2 separate regions of the Homo sapiens genome follow, and region 2 is linked to region 1. A link is an interaction called in ENCODE POLR2A ChIA-PET data of the cell type or tissue named here. Cell type or tissue: IMR-90. All regions are shown on one strand. Links, peaks and the distances in the headings refer to the core of each region. The heading gives the core; the rest is flanking DNA. Region 1 has its middle 17 kb from the start of MYO18A. Region 2 overlaps TAOK1 (TAO kinase 1).

Region 1 (5,380 bases), core at 126-5,125:
ATCCCAAGAAAAGGAACAAAGGAAGGAAGAAAGGAAGGAAGGAAGGAAGGGAGGGAGGGAAAGAGGGAGGGAGGTAAAGAAAGAAAGAAAGAATTACTCAAACTCAGTTTGAACACTCAGTACCACCCTGCATTATCCTCCCCCTTCCCAGGGGCAACCACTATTCTGAATTGGATGTTTGTTATTTCCATGCACTTCCATACGCTTTTATTACATAGCATATATCCTCAAACAATATAAAATATTATTTTACCTAGTTTGTAAAAATAATACCACACTGTCATTACTCTTCTGAAACTTGCTCTTTTTGCTCATCATTGAAAGATTCCTATTATTTTTAAAAAAAGAATAACAAAATAAAGAAGAAAGATTCCTATTAATATGATTAGCTCTAATTTATTCATTTCACTGTTGTATAATATTCCATGATGTGAATATAACACAGTCTGTCTATTCTGTTGATAAATATTCATGGTTGTTTCTGGTTTTTGCTATTTGCAAAATAATGCTGCTATGAACATTGTGAGACATATCTTCAGGTGCTCACTGTGCAAGATATTTTCTGGTGCATATATTTAGGAATAGAATTGCTGGGTCACAGGAGGTTGACATCTCCAATTATCCTAGATATTGTCCCCCTCACTTTTTTTTTTTTTTTTGAGATGGAGTCTTGCTGTGTCTCCCAAGCTGGAGTTCAGAGGTGTGATCTCGGCTCACTGCAACCTCCGCCTCCTGGATTCAAGTGATTCTCCTGCCTCAGCCTCCTGAGTAGCAGAGACTACAGGCGTGCACCACCATGCCTGGCTAATTTTTTTATTTTTAGTAGAGACGGGGTTTCACCATGTTAGCCAGCTTGGTCTCGAACTCCCAACTTCAGGCAACTGCCCGCCTTGGCCTCCCAAAATGCTGGGATTACAGGCGTGAGCCACTGCGCCTGCCGCCCCCGCCACACACACTTTTTAGGACCTAGACATCAATAATCTGAGGCTGAAAAGCAGCTTCAATTGCAGCAAGCAGGACTGAAATTAGACCCTGCAAGGAACTTTTTTAGTTGTTAAAGGATTGTTAGAAATCGGCCCAAGTTGTGGAAGACACTGGAGGAATGTCTGTCACTCTGCTTTTCTGACATGCCTCAAGTACAGCTCAGTCTGGACTCAGTTCTAATTGTAGCCTAAAGATTTCAAAATTAATTAAATCGGCATATATGAGTTGAGCTCCTATTCCACGCAAAGTGCTAAGCTGGGAGCAGAAGCTTGTGTCCTCTTCCTGCAAAGCACATCGTCACCACCCCTCCTTGCAACTGAGATGAAAGACCAATGAGAGACATGTGCAAAGTTACACAGCAGGATGGGATTTAAATAACTGCTGAAGACCACAGTAAAGGGGAAGTCACAAAATACTGCGTGACTAATTGTTAAGTGAAATTGCCTTGGAGGCACAGAGGAAAAAAATCAGAGCAGTGGTCAAGGAACGTTGCACAGAAAAAAGGTAGTATCTGAGCAATAATAGTAGAATGTAGGTGATAATCATGGCATCTACTACTCATTGATGAACATTGTGTGCCTTGCACTTTACTCAGAGTATCTTGTTTAATCCTCACAATGACCCTGTGAAGAAAGTATGATTAGTCTCTTCTGACACAGCAGGAAACTGATCACCAGAAGACCAAGTAGCTTACGCAAGCTCACACAACCACCGAGTGGCGGGGCAGGATTCGAACTTAGTCCTGAAGCCTCCCACGTCAGAGGTCCCCGGGAGGGAACACAAGCAAAGGGTGGGAGGTAGGGGAGGGAGCCCCAGGCACAGCTCCTGGTGTGGCTAGAATGGAGGGCTTCTTTGGAAAAAGTAGGTGATCCGGCTAGAAAAGGAGGTCCAGGCTGGCTCATGGAAGATGCTGGTTTCCAGGCATAGGAACTTTAAGTGATTAATTCAAGGAGATTCCACAGCGAGGCAGGTGTATGTTGGAATAGAGGAAAGGGCAGTGCAGGCAGAGAGGTGCCTGGCAGGTTCAGCAACAGCAGTGCAGGGGGCCGAAAATACAAACTTGAACAAGGAAGATGACTTGGGGACCCAACAGAGGGGACAGGTGTAGGAGAGACTTACAAGGAAGAATGTGTGGGGACTTGGCTTCCAACAGCCGTAAGAGCAACTGAGGGAGGAATTGACAATAGATTCCACAATTGTGGGTGGCCCAGGAAGCTAGGCAAGCAAAAGCAACGCTGTAGGCAGCTGAGGTTAATACAAATGGCTAACGTTTGTTACCAGCTACTATCTATAAGCACTTTACATGTATAAACTCATTTCACCCTCACAGCATTCCTATGAAGTAGGAGTGAGGATCTATTATGATTTCCGTTTTTCAGTTAGAGAAACTGGGGTACAGAGAAGTTAAGCAATTTGTCTGAGGTTACACCACTGGTAAATGGCAGAGCTGGGATTTGAACCTGGGTTCCAGAGGCCTCACTCTTCATCACTTCACTAAACTGTGTCTGTTGAGGTAACATCTTCAGAAAGAAGCAGGGTTTTCCACTCCCACTCCACATTCCCCACCCTCAAAGACCAAGCAGGATGGCAGGATTTTTTTGCTGAGTGGCATTGCTGGGGGGGAGTGTCAGGTCTCTGCTGCTACCCTAAGCCAGCTGCTTGTCACCACCGGGCAGTGAGCATGGGGCGTGCGGTGCTGGGGCCTGCACTGCTGGGGCACTCACCAGCAGGAGGGCACCTGGAGCACGGTCCTTCCTCATCACAGTGGAGCAGAAGTAGCACTAGCTGGTGCAGGCCACAGAGCGTGCCTGGCAAGGGAAGACCCAGCCCAGGTAGCACAACTCCATCGGGTTCAGGAGGAAGCAGCCCAACCCCACCTGCACATGAAGTTCAGGAAGATTTTCTTCCTCATGGCTCTGGACACAAAGCAGTCAGGACTGGAGGGACAGGGGAGGAGTGGCAGTGAAGCAACCATGGCATATCACACCCAGAGAGTAGACCCCACCAGGAAGGCCAGCTCCATGCAGGCCCGCAGCACCACGTGGGCAGTGCAGACAGCCAGGACCCTGTATGACTGCAGGCTGGGGTACCAGGTGGCAGCCCCAAGGCATTTGGGGAAAAACCTCCTCTCCTACTAAGAGCTGCCCCTCTAGAAAGAAAGAAGCCCCAAGGGGCCCCAGCCTGGGTCCAGGGAGAGCCCCTCCAGCTGCCAGCTCTTGCACGGTTTCCAGCAGGTACCCCCTCTCCACATCCACTGTCTCCCATTCACCATCTAGTGCAGCACACAGACAACAAAGAAGATGGAGGGTACGGCCACCAGCACAATCTGGAAAGCCCCAGCGGAAGTGGGAGAAGTGGTCATTGGTGCAGCCAGGCCGCAGGGTATTGCAGATGAACTTGCAGTGCTCATCCCACAGACAGCACTTCCCAGCAGGGCGACAAGCAGGATGTGTAAGACCAGGACAGTGAGCCATACCTTGCCAACCACGGTGGAATCGTTCTGCACTCGGGTCAGGAGCCAGCCCAGGAATGACCAGTCGCTCATCTTGTGATTTCTGTGGACACAGAAATCACAAGAAATTGAAGTGAGGGGACAGGAAGGGAAGGGGACGAAAACATAATGCCCCCACAGCCAGATATTTGCAAAGCTATTTCTGGCCCACAGCAAGAGCTCCAGCTCCATCTGTGCCTGACGCCCAGGCATGCCACTCGCTGCCTGACAAGGATGGGAAGAACAAGCTGGCAGAGAAAAGGACACTGCAGAAGAAAAGATGGAAGCAGTGACTCCCAGAAGGAGCCCAACGCAGCCCAACATTCACCAAGACAGGCTGCACACTTCTATTACAGTTAGGCTTCCACTGAACTCTTCCTAACTCAACAGGCTTTCGGGCCTCCCAACTGTCTTGGCATTTTCTTCAGATCGACATAGTACCAGGCATATTTCTCCCAAGATGCCACGGTGGAAATTCATGACCTAGATTGTGTTTCTTCCGAGTCCAGGGTAACATGTTTTTTGACTACTATGTCAGGGTTTGAAAGAGACAGGCCTTACATCCTCCTGTCTCTGTCCAGTGGATTCTCCTTAAGGCCTCATATTGCAACAATCTCATTTTACTTTACATTTCTGCAGCTTCTGACCCTGAGAATTACTGAAAAAATTCCCAAGGGTATAGCTTGTGGGGCATTTACACCCATTATTTCTGTCAACACTCTCCCTTCTGCCTCTCAAATAAACATGTAGTTTATTTATTTATTGTATTTTTTTAGAGACAGGGTCTTACTCTGTCACCCAGGCTGGAGTGCAGTAACATGAACATAGTTCACTGTAACCTCAAACTCCTAGGCGGAAGTGATCCTCCTGCCTCAGCCTCCTGAGTAGCTAGGACTACAGGTGTGTCCCACATGCCCAGCTAATTAAAAAAAAAATTTGCCGGGCACCATGGCTCATGCCTGTAACCCCAGCACTTTGGGAGGCTGAGGCATGCAGATAACTTGAGGCCAGAAATTCGAGACTGCCTGGCCAACATGGCAAAACCCCAACTCCTGACTCTACTAAAAATACAAAAATTAGCCAGGCGTGGTGGCGCATGCCTTGTAGTCCCAGCTACTCGGGAGGCTGAGGCAGGAAAATCGCTTGAATCCAGTAAGCGGAGGCTGCAGTGAGCCGAGCTCATCATGCCACTGTACTCCAGCCTGGGCGACAGGGTGAGACGCCATCTCAGAAAATATGTGTGTGTGTGTGTGTGTGTGTGTGTGTATTATATATATTGTATATTATATATATTATATATATTATATATTTTTTATATATTATATATTATATAATATATTTTATATATATTATATATTATATAATATATATTATATATATTTTATATATAATATATATTATATAATATATATTATATATAATATATATTATATAATATATAATATATATATTTTGTAGAGGCTTGAGGGAGTCTTCTTATCTCACCCAGGCTGGTCTCGAACTCCTGGCCTCAAGCGATCCTCCCACCTCAGCCTCCCAAAGTGCTGGGATTACGGTCGTGAGCCACTGCACCCAGCTGACACAGTACGTAGCCTGCTTACTACGCAGCAGTACGTAGCATGCTTACTATACAAACTCAGGGTAAAGACCAGACCCCAGCCTTCCCTGTAACTGATTGCCTTCTCTAACTCCCTCCTAAACAGAATCCTGGAGATCCTACTGAGAACCTTCCTTCTTCCTCCTTAACTTTCAGGAAGCCAAGTTGTCTTGACTCTTATCTCCCTGGCTGCTCCGTTTGAGTCAATGTGCTGTTCTTCTCTCCACTCTGTAGACATTAATGTTCCTCAGGATACTTTAAGCCTCTTACTGGTCCTGGAGGACGCAGTCCACTAGGATGGCCACAGG
Region 2 (5,380 bases), core at 310-5,309, 320 kb after region 1:
TATATTTTTTTAGTAGAGACGGGGTTTCACCATGTTAGCCAGGCTGGTTTCAAACTCCTGACCTCAGACAATCTACCCACCTCGGCCCCCCAAAGTGCTGGGATTACAAGAGTTAGCCACCACTCCCGGCTCTTGTGCTGCTTTTTGTTTGTTTGGTTTGGTTTGGTTTGAGATGGAGTCTCACTCTGTTGCCCAGGCTGGGGTGCAGTGGCATGATCTCGGCTCACTGCAACCTTTGCCGCCTGGGTTCAAGTGATTCTCCTGCCTCAGCCTCTTGAGTAGCCGGCATTACAGGCGACTGCCACCACGCCTGGCTGATTTTTGTATTTTTAGTAGAGATGAGGGTTTCACCATCTTGGCCAGGCTGGTCTTGAGCTCCTGACCTTGTGATCCACCCGCCTCAGCCTCCCAAAGTGCTGGGACTACAGGTGTGAGCCACAACATCCAGCTGACAACTTTTTTTTTTTTTTTGGAGACAGAGTCTTGCTCTGTCACCCAGGCTGGAGTGCAGTGGCGCGATCTCGGCTCACTGCAAGCTCTGCCTCCCAGGTTCACACCATTCTCCTGCCTCCGGCTCCCGAGTAGCTGGGACTACAGGGACCCACCACCACGCCCGGCTAATTTTTTGTATTTTTGGTAGAGACTGGATTTCACCATGTTAGCCAGGATGGTCTCAATCTCCTGACCTCATGATCTGCTCGCCTTGGCCTCCCAAAGTGCTGGGATTACAGGCGTGAGCCACCATGCCTGGCCCGACAACTTCTTAAAGAGGATCATTATTCAAGATAGTCACTAGGACAGAAAAATGATATGTCTTTTAATTTACCCACCCCCCCCCCCGTCTTATAGGATGATTGAAATTTTTAGTTCATATAATTAATTAGCATACTGTGATACATCGATTGATTTTGATAAAATAAGTATAATCAATTTGATATTAATGATTTTTGTATGTGTAGGAATTTGCCTTATAATCAGATATGTATGTCTTGTTGTGTACCTATTGGTGGCACAAAGACTTGCTCTATACCTTGCCACGTGAGCTTCACTGACAAGATTTTTACAACTCTAAATGGTATAATTTGCAGTATACTCCCATGACTATAATTCGAAAGCCAAACTCTACTGGAAGTTTGAGTTTGAAACAATAGTAAATAGAGTTTCCAACTATAAATAAATCTCCAACAAAATGCAGTTGTTTTGTTTTCCAGTGAAATCAGACTTTAGCTTTATGGATTAGTTTGTTTAGATAATCCTTTAGGCATATACCATATAGTCAAACAAATAAATGCATTTTCTTTTAGAAGCTAAGTTGTTGTGTATGTATTTGTGTTCATTTAGAATAATGATTCTCAGTAGAGAGGAAGGGACATATCAGAGTCTTGGAGGGGAGAGTTCCCTGGCAGAAGATTTTGAAAAAGATACCCAGGTATGGCCAGGCGCGGTGGCTCACCCCTGTAATCCCAGCACTTTGGGAGGCCGAGGCGGGCAAATCACAAGGTCAGGAGTTTGAGACTAGCCTGCCCAATATGGTGAAACACTGTCTCTACTAAAAATACAAAAAAATTAGCCGGGCGTGGTGGCACATACTTATAATCCCAGCTACTCAGGAGGCTGAGGCAGGAGAATTGCTTGAACCCGGGAGGCAGAGGTTGCAGTGAGCCGAGATCGTGCCACTGCACTCCAGCCTGGGTGACAGAGTGAGACTCCATCTCAAAAAATAAATTAAAAAAAATAAAAAATAAAAAAATTAGCCAAGCATGGTGGCACACAACTGTCATCCCAGCTACACAAGAGGGTGAGGCAGGAGAATCCCTGTAACTTGGAAGGTGGAGGTTGCAGTGAGCTGGGCCACTGCACTGCAGCCTGAGCGACAGAGCTAGACTCTGCCTCGAAAAAGAAAAAGATAACCAGGTATATAGTCTACTTGTGTGCCCATGTTATTCCTTTCTCTTCCCATAGCGTGCATACACATAAACTCTTAAGTAATAATTTATGTGCTTTTTATTTTTATGTGTTTGAATATTTTATTAACTAAAGGGAAAGACCATGAATGAGGTCTAGTAGTCTCTGAAAAATGATCCTATACTAAGAAAAATGAGCTATTTATATTCTAAACAATGTTGATGGTGTTTTGTTTTGCTTTTTTTGAGACAGGGTTTCGCTCTGTCACCCATGCTGGAGTGCAGTGGCACAATACTGCTCACTGCAGCCTTTACCTCCCAGGCTGAAGCAGTTTTCCTACCTCACCCTCCCAAGTAGTTGGGACCACAGACGCATACCACCATGCCCAGCTAATTTTATAATTTATTTTTTGTAGAAACAGTGTTGCCATATTCTCCAAACTGGTCTCAAACTCCTGGGCTCAAGCAATCCTCCGGCCTTGGCGTCCCAAAATGCTGGGATTACAGATGGATGTGAGCCACCATTCCTGGCCACAGAATGCTAATACTAGTATATTTTTTACCAAAAGAGTATCAAGGCCAGAGTGGTGGGTGGCACATGCTTATAACAGCACTTTGGGAGGCTGAGGTGGGAGGATCGCTTGAGCCCAGGAGTTCAAGACCAGCCTGGGCAACATGTTGAGACCCTGTGTCTAGCAAAAAAAAAAAAAAAAATCATTAGCCAGGCATGGTGGGACACACCTGTGGTCCTAGCTACTCAGTAGTCTTAGGTGGGAAGATCACTGGAACCTGGGAGGTCCATGCTGCAGGGAGCTGAATTCGTGCCAGTGCATTCCAGCCTGGGTCACAGAGTGAAATTCGATCTAAAAAAAAAAAAAAAAAAAAAAAAATTCTAGTTTGCTCCATTGAGTATATTGCCAGTTTTTTCACATTGCTCAATATAAATGCATTCTTATTGAGATAGTTTATGAGCTGGTATGTAAAACAATGTGGAAAATCATTAATTTTGATTTGTTCAGTGGTTATTAATGCTGAAAATTAAATACCATTCATAAAGTATGTCTCTATTCTCCCATGGTTTTGTTTATTTTCCATTTAATTTCCAGTTTTCTTATGCTGAGTCCTTCCATAATTTTGCCAAAAACTTAGCATCAAGGATGTCAAAAACCAAGAAGCGAGATGTTTAACTGTATTTTTGTCCTAGTTCACTCGTGATTTTTACCTGAAAGTACTATCTTCTGTCTCTTCTTGGGAAGGTTTTAAAGAAGGATGTGTTTTACTTTATTAACCAATCATTGTGTACTTCGAAGTTAGGAACCATCAGAAACGTAGCTGTGCAGAGACAAAAGATACACATGTTTTCTGGTGTACATATCTCTCTTTCCTTTCCGATTGAGTGGGTAACTCAAGAAAGATCTAAAGGCCGGGTGCAGTGGCTCACACGTGTAATCCCAGTACTTTGGGAGGCTGAGGCGGGTGGATCACAGGGTCAGGAGATCGAGACCATACTGGCTAACATGGTGAAATCTCGTCTCTACTAAAAATACAAAAAATTAGCTGGGCATGCTGGCAGATGCCTGTAATCCCAGCTACTCAGGAGGCTGAGGCAGGAAAAATCACTGGAACCCAGGAGGTGGAGGTTGCAGTGAGCCGAGATCGCGCCACTGCACTCCAGCCTGGGCGACAGAGCAAGACTCTGTCTCAAAAAAAAAGAAAGATGTAAATACCACTTGCCTTCTAGAGGGCATTGCCCTGCCTGAGCATTAGAGAAAAAACACAATTAAGAACTTTTATTTGTTTATTTTAATTTTTATGTATGTATTTATTTATTTATTTATTTTGAGACGGAGTTTTGCTCTTGTTGCCCAGGCTGGAGTGCAATGGTGCGATCTCGGCTCACTGCACTGCAACCTCCGCCTCCCAGGTTCAAGTGATTCTCCTGCCTCAGCCTCCCGAGTAGCTGGGATTGCAAGCCTGCACCACCATGCCTGGCTAATTTTGTATTTTTAGTAGAGATAGGGTTTCTCTATGTTGGTCAAGCTGGTCTTGCGCTCCCAACCTCAGGTGATCTGCCCACCTCTGCCTCCCAAAGTGCTGGGATTACAGGCGTGAGCCACCGCGCCCAGCCAAGAACTTTTATTTAAAATTTACTGATGCAAAATGATAATATTCACGTAGGTAATTTTTATGGGGTTTTCGTTGTGTTGTTTTTGTTTTTCTGAGACTGGGTTTCACTCTGTCACGCAGGCTGGAGTGCAGTGGCACAATCTTGGCTCACTGCAACCTCTGCCTCCCAGGTTCAAGCAACGCTCCTGCCTCAGCCTCCCAAGTAGCTGAGACTCCAGACACGTGCCACCACACCTGGCTAATTTTTTTTTTTTTTTTTTGAGACTGAGTTTCGCTCTTCTTGCCCAGGCTGGAGTGCAGTGATGCCATCTCAGCTTACTGCAACCTCCACCTCCTGGGTTCAAGCGATTCTCTGCCTCACCCTCCCAAGTAGCTGACATTACAGGTGTGCACCACCATGTCTGGCTAATTTTGTATTTTTGGTAGAGGCCGGGTTTCTCCATGTTGGTCACGCTGGTCTCGAACTCCCAACCTCAGGTGATCTGCCTGCCTCAGCCTCCCAAAGTGCTGAGATTATAGGTGTAAGCCATTGCACCCGACCCCTGTTTTTTTTGTTGTTGTTGTTGTTGGTTTTTTTGTTTTGTTTTGTTTTTGAGACGGAGTTTCACCAAAGAGTGCAGTGGTGTGATCTTGACTCACTGCAACCCCTGCCTCCTGGGCTCAAGCAATTCTCCTGCCTCAGCCTGCTGAGTAGCTGGGAGTACAGGCCCATGCCACTGTACCCAGCTAATTTTTTTTTTTTTTTGAGACAGAGTCTCGCTCTGTCACCCAGGCTGCAGTGCAGTGGCGAGATCTCAGCTCACTGCAAGCTCCGCCTCCCAGGTTCACACCATTCTCCTGCCTCAGCCTCCCAAGTAGCTGGGACTACGGGCACCCGCCACCATGCCCGGCTAATTTTTTTTGTATTTTTAGTAGAGACAGGGTTTCACCGTGTTAGCCAGGATGGTCTCGATCTCCTGACCTCATGATCTGCCCGCCTCAGCCTCCAAAAGTACTGGAATTACAGGTGTCAGCCACCACGCCCAGCCTAATTTTGTATTTTAGTAGAGACAGTTTCGCCATGTTGGCCAGGCTAGTCTCAAACTCCTGACCTCAGGTGATCTGCCCACCTCGGCCTCCCAGAGTGCTGGGATTACAGGCGTGAGCCACCGTGCCAGGCCTATTTTTACCTGAGTTGTTTTTTATGTTGCCAGGAGCTAAATGAAAACCAGAGTACCCCCAAAAAAGAAAAACAGGAGTGGCTTTCAAAGCAGAAGGAGAATATACAGCATTTCCAAGCAGAAGAAGAAGCTAACCTTCTTCGACGTCAAAGACAATACCTAGAGCTGGAATGCCGTCGCTTCAAGAGA

Evidence for each region. Peaks named below come from ENCODE experiments on the same cell type or tissue, not always from the same donor. Only the 100,000 strongest peaks of a DNase experiment are listed, where the experiment ranks them.
Region 2: POLR2A ChIA-PET joins it to region 1 with 12 read pairs; 3 of 35 experiments call an interaction of 5 or more read pairs at or near these places.

Annotation. Positions count from the first base shown.
Region 1 is chr17:29,194,261-29,199,640 of GRCh38, forward strand. It overlaps the pseudogene LOC100421028. Among named protein-coding and RNA genes, the nearest start is that of MYO18A, 17 kb to the left of the region's middle. In IMR-90, for the core only: no CTCF peak of the experiment used is centred there; no DNase peak of the experiment used is centred there; H3K27me3 peaks cover 573 bases.
Region 2 is chr17:29,512,229-29,517,608 of GRCh38, forward strand. TAOK1 (TAO kinase 1) reads left to right here. Exons shown (of 20, transcript NM_020791.4): 16 at 5,225-5,380. Among named protein-coding and RNA genes, the nearest start is that of ABHD15, 52 kb to the right of the region's middle. In IMR-90, for the core only: no CTCF peak of the experiment used is centred there; no DNase peak of the experiment used is centred there; H3K27ac peaks cover 503 bases.